Regions from separate parts of the Mus musculus genome. Here region 1 is linked to region 2. Evidence: chromatin loops called from intact Hi-C (ENCODE). Cell type or tissue: left cerebral cortex. All regions are shown on one strand. Each heading gives the region's core, and the rest is flanking DNA. Links, peaks and the distances in the headings are about the cores only.

What was found. A loop is a pair of places that touch in the nucleus more often than their neighbours do. Peaks named below come from ENCODE experiments on the same cell type or tissue, not always from the same donor. Only the 100,000 strongest peaks of a DNase experiment are listed, where the experiment ranks them.
Region 1: it touches region 2 in a loop (2.8-fold over the local background); 2 of 42 quality-filtered maps call a loop at or near these places.

The regions. Positions count from the first base shown.
Region 1 is chr15:54,915,025-54,923,385 of GRCm38, forward strand. It overlaps Enpp2 (ectonucleotide pyrophosphatase/phosphodiesterase 2), which reads right to left and starts at 5,122. Exons shown (of 25, transcript NM_015744.4): 1 at 4,905-5,122; 2 at 4,575-4,674. The coding sequence starts at 4,937. In left cerebral cortex, for the core only: a CTCF peak has its summit at 4,004; DNase peaks (open chromatin) are centred at 2,313, 3,722, 3,958, 4,114 and 5 more places; H3K4me3 peaks cover 4,412 bases; H3K27ac peaks cover 3,763 bases.
Region 2 is chr15:55,003,952-55,012,312 of GRCm38, forward strand. No RefSeq gene overlaps it. Among named protein-coding and RNA genes, the nearest start is that of Gm2491, 21 kb to the left of the region's middle. In left cerebral cortex, for the core only: CTCF peaks have their summits at 4,062 (motif pointing left) and 5,991 (motif pointing left); DNase peaks (open chromatin) are centred at 4,038 and 5,927.

The DNA.
Region 1 (8,361 bases), core at 63-8,062, 89 kb before region 2:
ATCTCTGTGGCAGCTTTCACTGCTTCCTAAGTATAGAACTTTCTAGTCTCCCCCTCTTCATAGCTGCTGGGCCAGATCTCGGGGGGGGGGGGGGGGGGGGGGGGGATGTGCTCTAGAGGTAGGGGACAGAGACAGAGGAAGAAATGGATAAAGGGGTCCACCTGGCAAGTTGGCAAACACCTGCCCTCAGGAAACACTGTGTCAATAAACACAATATATTCATATGTAGAAAGACTTCACCAACTGCAGGAAAACAGAATTCTGTCATTTAAATGGAAACTTAACATTTTTAAATTAATCTCTAGACCCTTTAAATAGCTCTCAATGTAGTTAATTACATAAATCCGAATAATTTGCAAACCTGCCAGCAAACAAGAACCTTGTCAACTTCCAATCAGGTACTATTTGTTGACTATCAACTACAAACGTAGATACCAGCCCCACCCTTAATCAGACATCTTCTCTAACTCACATTCAGAACGCAGAAGCTTCGTCACCCACCTTCCCCGCCGTACATTATGCTCAGTGGCATTTTGCTATAAAAATCTATCTTCTAGTTGAAGAATCAAACCAGTACCTTGCCTGTCAGCCAGCTGCGGTGCAGCTAAGATTTTAGAACATCACAACACAACTGCGCTACTTATCTGACTAACAGAAGGAGGTTATTTGTTGGATTCGATTGGTTGATACAGGGTCTCTCAGTGTAGTCCAGAAGAGCCTCAAATTTGCGACCTTCCTGCCTCAGGCTCCCTATTCTTGGAATTAGAACCATTAGCTAAGTTAATTATAGCCATTAACTAAGTACTGCATTCGTTAGTAAAGCACTTAAGTAAAGAGTTTTCAAATTTTATAGAGGCTGTAAATTTTGGGTGTTGTCTTCCAATCACGATTTTGAAAGACTGGTTGATTTTTATCAGTTTAAAAAATCTCGTGATTTTTTTATGGGATTCTTGTGTGTGTGTGTGTGTGTGTGTGTGTGTGTGTGTGTGCGCGCGCGCATCTTTATGTTTCATGTACTTTTTCTTTGGCTCTTTTTCTTCTGTTTGTTTTGTCCTATGCTTGTTTGCTTGCTTGTTTTATCTTACTTTATTATTATTATTTAGATGCCTATTTGTTTTCTAAGGAAAAACAGAAATACTGTGGATTCAGACAGGAGAGGAGGTGGGGAGGACTTAAAAGGAGTTGGGGGAGGGAAACCATAATTGGAATGTACTGTATGAAAAAATCTATTTTCAATAAAAGAAAAATCAAGGAAAACAAAAAAACAAAAAAAAATATGTTGAACAAAGCACACTGAAGTTTCAGATATAGAAACATTATCGAGAATTCTCAGCTGTATTAAAAAAAAATGGAGAAATCACCACCCTGAGCCCCACTCCACAGTCAACTGTAAACCCAATGGCGTCATTGAGTCTTAACTCGGGTGACCTCATTTTATTGACTCAAACTCCTCAAATTCTGTGTTCAGTCTAGCACGCAGTCACGCCGAGTGGTACACCCCATTTGGTCACTGTCCTCACAGAGTGATGGCTGATCATCTCTCAGTTCTAGATCTTCCTGCATTCTGCTGGAATGTTATTGAAAGTGCTCTCAACTGTACACTGAGACTCCTAAAATTATCAAGGAACAAGGGGCTCCTCGTCCCTAGCAACCACTTTGCATTTCCCAATAAAGTTGTTAGCTGTGCTCTTCGTCTCGTATTTACCCACAAATTCGTCACTCCCGTGCTCTTAAACTTTCCTTTCAAGCCCATAAAAATGGCGATAAATTAGACCGAGTTATCAAATTTTTATTATCCAAGTATTCCCAAGCTCACAAATGCCATTTTGTCAGTCAAGAGTCACATGGCTTCTATTTCAAAGAGTGTCCATGGCTACTTGGGGACTGGAAGAGTATTGAAAGGCGCATAGCTTCTGTCACGCAGACTCCTGCACAACTCCAGGCACGCCAATTCCATGTGTGTGCCTGTGTGTAGACAACTGCATGCACACACATTTTCTTTCCATTTTATAGATAAACAGAGTGACCACGTCGGATGTTTAAACAAAGATCTCCAACTCAACTGCACTTATTGTTCCTTTAAAATGCTATTTCTGCCACCCTGCTGACCTTAGTGTCCCTTTTCCAAGCCTTATAACTCACTCTGGTCATTTCACACCTCCTACACATCCCAGGATCTGAAAGAGGTCTCATCCCCCTCCTGCTTCTAGTAGATCATCAGGTCCTAACAAGAAATCCAGCTAAAAAGTGTACTAGTTAATTAATTATAAGTTTTTTTCCATGGTCACAACCTTGGAGCAGACATCTCAGTTCAAAGTGTACCAATGAGAGTATTCATGCATGCAAATGTTCTCAGCTGTTGCCCAGGAACCCTGAGGACTAATCAAGAAGTTGTATGCTTTTGAATGGTGGTTCTTGCTCTGGCCACATATAAATGAACAGTCATTGCGTTTCTTGTTTGTGAAACACCTGATAGCACTGAATTTGCAGGATATCTTTAGAGCCCAAGCATGCTGTGATAAATAAATAAATAAATAAATAAATAAATAAATAAGATCCTAGGATGCTTTCTCTTTTGACTTTTATTTTTTAAAGTGTAGAAAAAGATTCACCCAATGTTCTCTGACTCAAGTTTTGCTAATAGAACCACCTATCACTAGTATTATTTAGGAGGTTCCCCCTTGCAAGTGTAGTTAGCAATTTAAAAAGATAGAAAACCTGTCTACACTCTGCCTTTCCCGATTTCTAAAAGGAATCTTTTGTCTTTTCTACTTAAGCAGAAATGAACCCCAGTGTGTAGACAGCAGGTAAGCTGCATCACAAGAAAGCTTAAGAAGAAAAGCCACATAAGTCTACCAAAATCCTGAAACTCGGATATAAACTGTGTGGTGCCCTAAAACTAAGCTTCACGGAGATGAAGTGAACTATCACTATACACCCTAAGGCTCCAGATACTGATTCCATTAACAAGTCAAGAAGCAGTACTCTGTAGTAGGTCTAACGCTATCTAATTGATCAGCAGTACTGTAGACTAGACTAGTTTCCAGAAGTAATATTGACATTACTTGTCTTGTATCTATTCCCTACAACATATGGAAGTAGTTTATTATATGAGCAGTGTTTTCAGGGACTAATACATTTAATCCATACTTTTCACATTTTCTGGTAGAGATCACACACATTTAATAGGAGATGAAACAGGATGGAGGAAATGTTTTTTTATTATTTTATTTTTAACAATCTAGAAGATAAAGTCTTCTAAACTGATGCTCATTGCTGAGGGCTGAGGCATTACAAGTGACTTGCCTGTGAAAGGAGCACTTATTAATATGGACTCAGGGTCCCAGGCTGGTACTTTGATGATCCATAGTCCAAAAAAAAAAATAATGGCCAAGTTTGAAAATAATGCAGTCATCAAAGAAACAGCATCGATTCCTGCCACTATCATTTAAAGAAAGCAGAAAATTGGTTCCTTTTCCGCACAGTGGAAAGACCCGGCCATGGGCTGTCAGAGCTGCATGCTCAGGCCAAGGACCTAGTCCCCTGTCACAATCAGCCTTAGCGAGGGTCAAAAAGAAGGCTTTGAAGACAGTGTTTGCCTCCAATAAAAACAGCCTTCTCTTCTGGCCCAGCAATCCCTCTCCTCTCTCCCCAAAGAAACACAATGCAGTTTTGTCCCTCAGGCTCCCCGGGGCCACAGTTTTTTAAGATCTGTTTTCACATTCTTTCTCCAAAACACACTGCAGCTCCTTCACCCTCATCACCTACTGTACCTTCAACCTTCTTCTCAAGCCTAAGTCAGATAACTTGCCATGTGGAAGATTCAGTATTCCACTATGCCTCATTTAATAATACACATTTATGGTGGTATAAAGGCAGGTGGTGTTTCATAGAGTGCCAATCAAGAAACACAGAGAAACACCAAATTCCCGGGGAGACAGAAGACATACTGTGATGTCAGAGAAAGGGAAGAAAATATTGCCCCCTAGAGTACCTGTCATTTCGAATGCAATTTTTAATTCTGAAACCATCAGCAGCTCCAATTTCCAGGAAATTAACCAAGCCATTGCTTAAGACCAGGTCAGCTAGGCCCCCTCAGCCTGCACAAACGTTCCTTTATGAAGCCCCACTCCGCTGGGTACAGCCCACTGCAAAGGAGCCCCATTCACTCCAGCTGTGTTAGTTAAGTCAGCTCCGAAAACTCACCTTGCCTTCTTCCAGAAGGAAACACAGCGATCACAGATCTCCTCTCTAAACTCACCTTGAGGGTTCCCCTAGTCTCAGTAAATCTTAGTCCCAAAGTTATAAATAAATTTCTAGTTTCACTTTTAAAAAAAAAAGTTTATTGCCTTTTTTAACTTCCTTTTTTCTCATTCCTAGGATAGAACTTTCTGATAGCAAATAATGTACTTTACACAACACAGCCGTCTCAACCCTCTGTACCACCACGTGGAACCTGTCAGCCCCATCCTTCTCCAACATTAAAGCGATAACCTATTCTCACCTTGGGCTAAATGTATCGCCCTGCACAGTACTGTTAAAGAAACAAAACTGCTAATAACGGATACTCTTACCTGTGGGAGGTCCTTCATCCCATTCGGCCCTCTTAATTCGACTTGCTGTGAATCCTAAGCAGAGATTGACGCCGATGGCAAAAGTGAACAAGGATATTACCTAAGGGGATAAGGAGATCAAGTTGTCAAACACAACTAGATTAGATGCATTCAAAGTGCATGGAAGCAGTTCAGATGACCCTAACAACCCGAATCCTGCCAATTCGGAAAGGCATTCTCAGATGATGTCTGAATTTGAACAAGGAAAAAGAAAAAAGAAAAAAAATCGAATTCAAATGGTAGTGATCGGAGAGATTCGGCACCTCGCTAGTCACCGTACCATCCTCCTACCTGGTATGACCCGAAACAGCCTTGTCTTGCCATGCCGAGGGATTCTTGGAAAACCTCTGCAGGGTGTTCTCTGCTTGCCCTGAATGCTCTGCTTTCGGGGCTCTGCGTTCAGGCTGTTAACTCCAAGCAATCCCACCTGGGAAGTTGACAGGCGCATCTGATTCGTGCAGAGCTCGATTTCATCACAGTTGGTTCACAAATTGCAACTCTGAGCAGAAGAGGCTTAAGGCAACATCCTTCTTGGCCCCACCCCCCGACCGGCCCCTCCCCTTGAACAGACACTTTCATGTGGTATCCTTTGGCAACCGGAGGACTTCTTGTGTAGCTGTGGCCAATAACAGTGCATGTTCGATTTTTTTTTTCTTCCCTCTCAAATACATGGTTTGTCAAAAGAGAAACCAAATGTACTTTATCCGATAAAAATGAATCAGAGCTGCCCAGAATTTCCCATCAGCTCGAAGCGTTTACTATGTAGTTATTTGATGCCCTCAACCCCCCAACTTCAGGGTTTTTTTTTTAAACAAGGGGGGGGGGTACAATTTATAAACCAAACAAATCTCTGTCTTTACCATTTGTTTATTTTTCTGGCAGTTGGAATGACCCTGTATCTATATAAATACATTGTCAGCTACTTCTGATTCCTTGGGAGCTTCACACAATGGGAGCTTCCAAAATTGCAACTCACACGAGAGATAACATTATTTTCCCTTCATGTTGTTAAATTTTACACTAGTAACTTTTATCAAAATACTGGGGCTGCCAGCTTAAGCTGCATAAAGCCCTTCTGAGTATGAGAAACAGACAATATCATTCCAGTCTCTACCCATTCCTGACAAAAGTCAGCTTGTCTGTGGAGTGGGGGTGGGGTAGGACGCAGGCATAAAGGACAGTAGGGGAGGGAGCTTCATTAGCCTTGAATTTAGCTTGAAAGTGGCAATGGCTGCAAGAATTCCTGTCAAATGCGCATCTCCTTTGAAGAGACTGTCCCGGGAGGCTCTTGTGTGTGTTGAAGCTTCTATCCTAAGCAATTTTGCAACTTGGCAACCACACCAAATTTAGAAGCCTCTAAATCGGAAAGTCGTTTCCATATTATATGCCTTTAGGATTCAAATGAGGGGAGGCTTGTTTTTGGCTTTCCCCTACCGGGCCCCTTGACGATCATTCTTGCAGAGCACATATGTGCATACGTAAACAAACAGGAACCTTCCAGGCAGCAACTGCTTAAAGGAAGCCCCCGTGGCTCTGCTCGCATAAAACCCGATAGCACAAAAGCCAAGAGCTTGTTTACGTGGATCGCAGAGTAAGCCTGGGTTTCATTAGAAACTCTAGAATTTAGTAAACAGCTCATTGAAAAGAAGAAGAGACACTGCCAGACACTCAGTGGCTCTTCTAGGATCCTCTTAGCTTTGGACTCTCGCAGAGCGGGCAGGCTATGAATTTATCTACAAGCCTCTTGCTTTAGTCTGTATGCCAAGCTAAACTGATCTGGAGTTCATTATTTAGCAAGGCTTCTAAAAGATGTTAACCCCATGTAAGGTTTTTCTACTATATATTCCATCTCGAGATGCAAATCTGCTGTTCTCAGGGAAATCTGTAAACCAAAAGGAAATCATTGGGTCTGCACTGTTATTTCAGTGTACCCTGCATGCTACAGAGGATCTGAAAACAAATGGCCTCCTTTTCTCTCCAGCCTCCCCAGCCTGTAGGTCCCAGAAACTTGAGACTTTCTCTGACATAGAAACCCATCTCTAAGAAAACCTAGGCTCTCCTTGGAAGGAAAAAAAAATACAGCTCAGAAACTGAAGATCATTTTGTATTTTGTTGTTTTATTTTTATGGAAAGCAAACTAGCTGTGCAGGAGAGAGGGGGCCACAAAGCGTGAGAGCAAGTTGGTCACGTATATCATGATCTGTACAGCACTGGATTACCCATTGATCGAAAAGGATCAAGATGAGCCACTGTTTCTGTGAGCCATTCTGCCAAAGAATTGTATTTTCACCCAGATCACTGTGCATCAGGGACTGGACAAAGCATGCACACATGAGCATGCACACACCTACATACACGTGCATATATACAAATATACACATGCACACACATACACATGTACATACACATACATGTGTACACATAAACATGCACATACACATATAAGAATATACACAGGTGTCTAAATGCATACACACCATCTAGCTATAGTTAAGCAAATTGTGTGTGTGTGTGTTTTATATGTGCATATGTATATGAAGGTATATGTGCTTTCCATGTGTGGAAGCCACAGAAGGGCTTTGAGTGTCCTTCCTTATTACTCTGTCCCTTATTCTGTTGAAATAGGGAGTCTCACTGAAGCCCGAGCCAGGCTAGCAGCCAGAAGTCCTCAGCAATTCTCATGTCTCCACCCCCAACAGGGCTGCTGGGCAAGACAGAAAGCAAGCAGATTTTTACTACAAGGTAATCATTATAGATTAGGCAGTCAGGAGGATAGCCTTATCTTGGCATCGAATCAACTGTAAAACACAATTAACTCTCATTATCTCAAATAAAGAAAACTCTGAGCCTGGTAATGTAGACAATAGGTCAAAAAAAATCCACCTAAAATACTAGACTACAGTACAAAATATTTCAAAAGAAATAAAGCTCACCTGTTATTGTGTTTAAGGTTTTGACACACATCGCTGGCTGGCTCAATACAGCAAAAAGAATATAGGGGCGAAAAAAAGCTGTAAACGTCCAGTGTGGCTTATGAACCCAGCATATTTCAGAGAACACTGCCCTCTGGCAGAGAAAACCCTAACCCTGTAAATACCTGGTAAGCAACTTGGCCTCAAGAACACTCTAGTCTCCAACGTTATGGCCCATAAGGATCCCCCTGAGGAGCAGGTATTAAAATGTGATATGTATGCCTTGTCCCGAGATTCTACTCCACTGGTTCTAAGGGGTAAGAGAAGAAAGGAGACTTTAGGGGACAGACAAGAAGGACACAATGGTTTGTTCTGATACAAGCCATGCAAGGACCACATTTAGGAAAACATAAGAATAAACGACAGTGACTTGATTGTCAGTGCCTCACATGTCGAACGGCTGGACCTAATTCATAATCTAATTTTAATCTATTACTAATAGTGTTCACTGGACTTTAACTTTCCATCTCTCAATGACAAGCTGGGGCGCTCCAGCAGGGGAGTATTCTGGATGCTGGGAACTTCAGAGCAGTGACTTATTTACTTTGCTGTTTATACAAAGCAGCAGTGTGTTGCTTGATTGCGATACAGCAGTTGCATTTACAGAAATGCACAGTCTATCTTTTCATGAAAGGGTTCTATGGCTCCTTGTTCTCAAGCCCTGACCAAGATAAGAAGGTTTGGGGTGACCCCGTGAGGTTTGAAAGCTGTGTGACTGACACTTGTCATTCTCACTGCCAATTCTGAAACTGTCTGGAACTCACTAAAACTTTGTC
Region 2 (8,361 bases), core at 74-8,073:
GTAGAACATGAGGCCTCTTAAGTTTTCATTTAATTACTCTTACTATTAAAGGGTATCTGTGTAGCAAGAGTAAAGAGATGGTCAATTCTAGTACTCTTCGGTGTTTTTGAGCACCAAACATCCACTTGAAGTGAAAGACATCTTTATTGAAAATAAAACTTTGCAGTTAAAGAAAAATAGGCACGAAACTCAATTGTTCAATTAAGTACAGAAACCAAATACTGACCTTTTAGGGTAATAGTTGGCTCCTCCTCTCAGAGTGGAAAATAACTGCACAGGAATCAAATCCTGATGTGTGAACTATCCCCTCAAAGGAAGATATTCCAAAGACGTCCAAAGCTTTCGCCAGCCAGGATAGAGACATCTCTATTTCCCATTCAAAAGTCACCATTACTAATGAGAAGCACAACTTTCATATGAAGTATGAGTTTCAAGGAGTAAAGCTCCTCCACGCCCACCACCACATGGAAGGACCCGCCCACCACCGCATGGAAGGACCCGTCCGCCCGCGTTTGCAAGGTGTAAGGAACGTGGGACGACGTCTGCAAACGCCATATGAAAGAACTCTGCATAAAATGACCGTGCACAGAAGTATCTGGAGAGCAGATTTTTAATCAATGCCAGAACAAGCCTGTATTACATTAATAGAAATGTAGAACACATGCCTCCACCTCTCTTTGCTCGGCCACAAAAGGGGCAGAGCGTTCACTTCTGCCAGAGCGGAAGGAAGATAAGCTCCCTGAAGACGCAGCTGCTTCTGCAATGCAGGGGCCGCATGGGGACCTGGGAAGCTCAGGTGGCCCATCAGCTCGCACCTGGCCAAGAAGGAACATCAAAAAATCAACTGTGACAACAACCAGCTAACCAGCCAACTACTTATGGCCATGGCCACCATTTCACTCGAGGACTCTTAACCTAAAGTAGAGCTGGCACGTTTCCTCTCAAAGTCAAAGACTGTATTTAGGTGTCAAGAAGCCACCTTCACAGTGTCTATGGCTCACATGATCAGGCATTGTTGTCTCTTAGACTCAATTTCTGGACACAGTGTTTTTGTTTTTTTTTGTTTTTTGTTTTTTTTTTTTTTAAGATTTATTTATTGGTTATATGTAAGTACACTGTAGCTGTCTTCAGACACTCCAGAAGAGGGCATCAGATCTCATTATAGATGGTTGTGAGCCACCATGTGGTTGCTGGGATTTGAACTCCGGACCTTCGGAAGAGCAGTCGGGTGCTCTTACCCATTGAGCCATCTCATCAGCCCCCCCCCTTTTTTTTAAATTTTATTTTAATTTATTTATTTTTATTTTTTTATTTTTTGGTTTTTCGAGACAGGGTTTCTCTGTATAGCCCTGGCTGTCCTGGAACTCACTCTGTAGACCAGGCTAGCCTCGAACTCAGAAATCCGCCTGCCTCTGCCTCCCGAGTGCTGGGATTAAAGGCGTGTGCCACCACGCTCGGCTACAGTGTTTTTTAAGAATGTCCTCTGATATGGGAGGCAGGACATAGAAGCTTTAAGATGTATACAGTTAAGAATTTCCCACTAGAGCTGGAGAGATTAAAGCCCCAACTCACCAGCCTGATGATCTATTGATCTTCTCCCCAGAGAAAAGACTCCTCCACAAACATGCCTACTCTCTCTCTCTCTCTCTCACACACACACACACACACACACACACACACACACAAACAAAATTAATAACTAAGTAAATACTTAAACATCATCTGACTCCTCATGTTCAGTGGCACATGCCTATGGTCCCTACAGGAGGGCGATTATGGTAGGAGGAAAACTGAGGCAGGAAAATCAAAAGCCCAAAGCTCTTGGAATACCTAGGGAAAGCCTGTCTCAAAAGAATAAACAAAACTTCACTAAAGCCAGGTATGTGTCACTGACTGAGAGTCCAACCCTCAGAAGGCAGATGAAGGAGAATGGCAGTGACTTTGAGGCCAGCTTAGTCCATACGGTGGATTGCTGGCCAGCCGGTGCTACAAAGGGAGACCCTGTCAAACACTGACAGAAAGGAAAGGAAATCGTCACTTGAAAATTATCAAAGCACAGAACTGTGGCTCGAACAGAGAAACTGAGAAAGATCTCTGTACACCCAACAGAGAAACAGAGAAACAGATGAACAGATGAACAGAGAAACAGAGAAAGATCTCTGTACCCCCAACATGATCTGCCCTGATGTCTCATTGGTTTATGATCGGGTTCAGACTACAGGGTCCAGTGCGAGTGGCACGCGCATGCGCACCATCTACTGCTAGGCCCAGGCTCCTTGAAAGCAGGGCGGTAGACTCACGGGTGGATGCCCCTCCACCAGCCATGGGTTGCTGTCTATCAAATCTCTGTGACTTCTGATGATTGTGAAGACTGAAAAGGACCTAGAACTCACAGCAGCTGAGGGGCAGCCACAATGTGAGGCGGTCTTGGTAGCGGGGAGGGAGGTCGATGGGTTCAAAAGATATGAAAACAGTTTATAGTACTTCAGAAACTTACCCAGCTAACTATTCAATACCTTGTCCGTACTTTCAGAGTATATGCAGACTACTGGAGATGTCTTTTTTCAAAAACTGAACTAAAACCACACAAGGCTGTCTTTAAGACCCAAAGTAAAGACTTTTACCATCAGTCACAACAGAAATAGCGCTAGCAGCTTGGCAGCCGCTGAGACACCTTGAAACAATCTTATTTATTTTTCCATTTTTCAGAGTTGGGCCCCCGTTGAGATTGGGGGGATTTCTTTCAGGCCACAGAACAAGATAATCACAGAACTGGGAAGCAGAGCCCAAGCCCCCTGTCTTCCAGGACTTGATCTCTGCGTGGCTCTTTAGCTGGTAAAACCAGCTTCTACTTTCACGTTCAACTCAGTGCATGCAGAGACAATGCTTAAGTGCAGTGAGCATGGTGGCTAAATGGTTAAGGGTGAGTGCGCCTCATAAACAGGGTAATGGTGTGGTGACTCATGATCAAATGGGAAGGGCCCTTTACACACCCAAGTAACATGTTTTGGTGTAAAAGTTTATCTTGAGAAATAACAAAAAAAATTTTTTTTAATTTCTGACTCCTCCAACTTGTGGGAACCCTTCCCGTCTCTGCCACCCCCATGGTATCTAACATATATAATTACCAGGTTGTCTGGTATAGGAACCACTGGGGAGAAATTAAAAATAAAAATAAAAAAAGCCCTCCCTCTGGAGGATACTTTTCAGTGATTGAATGTGAGAAAATGAGAAGAAATCCAGTCCGGGAACTGTGAGCCACTGCCATATAAGCTTGCAATTCTCGAACCAAGCAAGAAAGACGATTGTATAAGTAAACGAATGGCAGTGTTAATTCACCAATGTTTCACATAACACCACAGTAACCAAGGAATCGACATATAAGAAAACTATAGTGGATATACGCAATTGAGGACAGCGTTTTCCTGACCACTGGAAAAGTGTGAGTTTTCATAAACGTTCTATGAGGGCTGGAGAGATGACTTGGTTGTTAAGAGCACCGACTGCTCCTGCAGAGGAGATGGGTTCCAATCCTTGCTCTCACATAATGGCTCTAAAGGAAGAGAACTGATCGACTGAATACATGTGTTAAAGGGCAATTAATTAGGCTGGCTTCCAGGACACAGTCGCAGTAGTCCAGTAAGGCTTTTTCACACTGAAGAGACTGAGAATCCAGACTTTGCTCAGTGAGGCCGGACATGAGGCTGGATGTCTTAACAATCCCAGTCTGGCCCTACAGACCTGGCTGATCTCAGGAAAAATGCTGGTCTCCCTCTACATTGGAAACTGGAGGAGGTAACAAACACGAAATGACACTGTAGCAACAGAGTAGAGGGACTCCCAGCTACAGTGAGGCCAACTAGGCCAAGAAGCACATGTCTCTCTTCCATGTCCGTTCATTTAGGCTGCCAGCAGAAGATGCTGTCCACACTGATGGCTGGGTCTGCCTGCTTCACATAATCAGACCAAGAAAATCTTCCACTTCAGAGGGTGCCAGTGGCTTGAATTTTAGTTGATTTTGGTTCCAAGGGCTCCAATACCCTCTTCTGGCCTTTCTGGGTACTGCACACAGGGTTGTGGTCCACATACCCGACATGTGGGTAAAACACTCATACACGTAGAATAAACAAGTGGAAGAAGGAAAGAACAGACAGGAAGAACAAAGGGAAAGGAAGAAGGAAGAAATGATGGTTACTTGAAACCTGAAAGGGCCCCACCAACGCAGGTGTCTGAGTGGAGTCTACATTCCAAGCCAAGTGCTCTCAAAGAGGAAAGAGCCAATAGTCCGGGAGGAGTCTGGGCTCCTGCTTCTTTAAGGTCACGTGACATAGGCTGTGCACCAGTGCTGATGTCTCCTTTAGTGACTAGAGAGTGCTGGGCGCACGGGCTGCAGCAGCCCCAAGGAGGAGCAAGACTGTCAAAGTGATTGTATAGTACGTGCGGATGCCTTCTGAACACTCCTACAGTTTGTTAATTAGAATTAATTTGGCTGATTAAATTTTTCTTCCAGATTATAATCTATGAAGAAGTAGGAGGCGATGTGCTATTCTGGAAATAAAACATTAAGTTAAAATCATTTAAAATATTTCATTTTATTTTATCACCATATGTGTGTGAAGGAGAAAAAGAGCTAGAGGGGAAAGAGGAAGCCCAAATGTCATCCATGTGTGTGGAGGTCAAAGGACAATTTTCTGGAGTTCGTTCCCTTCTTCCATCTTTATGTGGATTCTAGAGTTTGAACTGGGGTGTCACCAGGCTTGCTCAGTAAAAGGTTTCCCTGAGCCAACAGTCACTGAGTTACAATTCTGAGCTTTCTACTGCCTTAGCTGGGCAACCTCAAGTTTTGTCTCGTTCACGAATTTATCTCAGTAACTACACATAGAATGTAAGTAATAAATGCTGAATGTATTTTAATTACTTATTTTACACTCAATTGTTCATGTGTAAAACAAGAAAAGGCACACATAAGGCAGGTAGCAGAGAGGCAGGTACAATGGTTAGCAAGCAGACATGATGAGGCTATGCAGGCAATGTGTCACATGATGCAGATGCGTGAAACCTCAGCACGTGGGAGGCAGACACGGAAGGACCCCCGTGGTTACACAGATTTCATAGATAGTTTGAGGCGAGTCAAGACTATAATGAGACTGTGTCTCAAACAGAAAAACAGATTAAAAAAAATAAAAAGAGGTGATAGGGAGGGAAGGAGGGAGAGGGGTCGAAAGGCTTGTTTTAGTTGTTGGGATGGAAACCCGTCAGTTTGCCACTTATGACATGTGAGTAGGTGGTCTCATACGCTGAAGGGCAGCAATGAGAGGTTGGTCACCCTCAGTGCTTGTGAGCCCACCACAGGAGCGAGGGATACTACAGAAAAACAGAGAGCTTGCGATTGTTGTAAAAACTGACGTGGCATCCAATGAGCAGAGATCAGAGACGTTCAGTGTGCAGCGCAGTGTTGGGCGCTCCTCTCCGAAACGCTGGGCCTGTGCTGTGCTGCTCACACGCAGCACCGCAGTCTTTAGCGCTGTCTACAGTATCTCATCCTTCAAGTATCCTTCTCGATACAGCACCCACAACAGCCTGGCGATTGGGAAATAACTGCAAATGAATTTTCACTTACCTCCATTTTCTTCAGTCACAAATAAGCAGAAAAATAAACATCCAGGTTCCGTATAAAAGGTATAAAACAGGTTCGATTAAAACATTCTCCCAGGGGCTGGTGGGACACTTCAGTGAGTATCGTGGTTCACCACATTGACAGGATGAAAGATAAAAATGATAGAATCAATTAATCATCTCAAGAGATGGGAATTTTGCAAAGCTGGCACCTTTTCAAGATTTAAAAATAAACAAACAACCAAAAATCCCTAGAGGGGCTGGAGAGCTGGCACTTCCTGCTCTTCCAGCACTTTCTGCTCTCCCCAGAAGCCATGTTAGGTGACTCCCAGTAGTCTGTAACTCTATCTCAAGGGGATCTGTCACCCTCTTCTGGCCTCCATGGTACACATACATGCACATAAAAATTAAAGGATAAATATTTTTAAAAACACAAAACTCTAACAAGAACATGAAGTATAGAAAGACTATACTCTGCATCTAAAGGCTTTAGGACAGAAGCCCACAGCTAATGGCGAAATATTAAACACTTTCCTCTAAGGTCTAGAACAAGGTAAGAATTCCCAGTCCACACTGGAGAAATTAAGAAAGGGAAAGAAGCTACCAAGAAGGAAAGACAAAATGAAATGTCGCTGTTTGCTGTTCACACAAACCTAGACAGGGAAGGCTGTAATAAATATAGATGCATGTGCACATGAACACAGGCCTGCATGCAAACACATATGCATAATTAGAACATGCATAATTAATCAATGAACATAGTAAAACCAAAGGCTACACATTAACGGTACTGTTTCTACACTAGCCAAAAACTATCCAAAAAAGAAATCAAAAGAAAAGTCTCATCGATGATAATAACTAAAACAAAATGTTCAGCAATAAATTTACCCAAGGATATAAAAGACCCACACACAGTAAAACTACAAACCACTGATGAGGGAAACCAAAGGCACAAATAAATGGTGATATTTCATGTTTATAAACATAAAGAATTAATAGCTCAAATGTTCGTGCTACTAAAATTGATGTCCAAATTTAGTACAGTGCCCATGGAAATTCTAATACCAGTTTTGAAATAAACACCCCACTCCTTAAATTACATATGGAACCAACCACAAAAGAAACCCATCAGTCCAGGTGATCATAAAAAAACACACACACACTCATACACACTCATACACAAATACACATATACACATAATATACACACACAGCACGAGGACATATTACCCTTCAAACTATACTGCAAAGCTATGAATAATTAGTATATAACACTGACACATCAACCAACAAAACAGAACAGAGGGCCCAGAAATAAATGCATGCATGTGTACTCAGTAGATTTCCAGCAAATATACCAGGAACACAGAATGACAGCCTCTTCAGTACATGGTAGTGAAAGCTGGAATTCTACATGCAAGAGAATGAGAGAGGATTTAACGGTCTCACACCATATATAAATTCAACTCAAGTCAGAATGAACTTTCTGGACTTAGAAGTCCAGAAACTAAAAGCACTATCAGGACACAGGATAGAGAAGCTCACATGACACAGGTGTGTGCAATGACTTGTTTTTTTAAGCACAAGAATACAAGAAACAAGCCGGGCGTGGTGGGCCTTTAATCCCAGCACTTGGGAGGCAGAGGCAGGCGGATCTCTGAGTTAAAGGCCAGCCTGGTCTACAGAGTGAGTTCCAGGACAGCCAGGGCTACAGGTAAAACCAAAAAAAAAAAAAAAAAAAAGAACACAAGAAACAAAAGCAGAAGAAAAGGAAAACAAAAACAAAGCAAACTCAAACTCAAATAGACACATGGGATTATATGAAAGTAAAATGTCTCTTCACAGAAAAGAAAATTCAAAGAAATAGCCAATGGACTGGGAGAAAACATTTAACCCAGACATCCAGTTCAGGGGAATGCCCAAAATATATAAGGAACTCAAACAATAATAGCAGACGAACAAAAACCCCACACCTTCAGAGCTGCTGATGAACATACGCCAACATTCGCAAATGTTCAACATTTGTATATATATTTTTTTTTTTAAAAAGTGTCATTAAACGTTAAGGAGATGCAAGTCAAAGTCACAGTAAGACAACATCTTATACCTGTTAGGAAGTCTTGTTACCAAAAAGACAAGGCCAGTGCTGGCAGGAATGTTGGGTAAAGAAGGAAGGGATATGACCTAGTGGGTATCTTGCTCACTGTCCATGCATGAGGAACCAAGGCCAGGTCCCCAGGTCTCATGCAAAAAGGCAGGCTTGGCTGTAGACAGCAGCCACCCCAGTGTTGACGGGTAGACAGGCAGCTTTCGGGGGTCCCTCAGAAAGAGCTAATCCCACGGGGATCCAACTCTCATGCCATAATTGCATTCCAAATCCCTACGCTTCTGAGGCAACAGGATCTGGAAGGGAGGTTTTAATGATGACATTTTCAGAGGACACTGACCCTGGGACCATAGAAGCAACACTGGCACATCAAAGAAATGCATGAACAGACTTGATTTTCAACTGTTTCCCACTAAAGGCCTTTTCCTCCAGCAGGATCCACACCAGAAACAAACTGTACTGTTCTTAGTCTCCGGTAATCTCAACTTCCTCTCTCGCCCCTCTCCTTGTTCCCTACAACTGTAGCAGCTTTGCAAATTAACCTTCATCTAATTAGGTTTCTGTTTCCTCATTAGACAAAACAGAGTCAGAACACAAATTTTCATCCCCTGACAGAAGTGGTTTCTCTGACATCACAG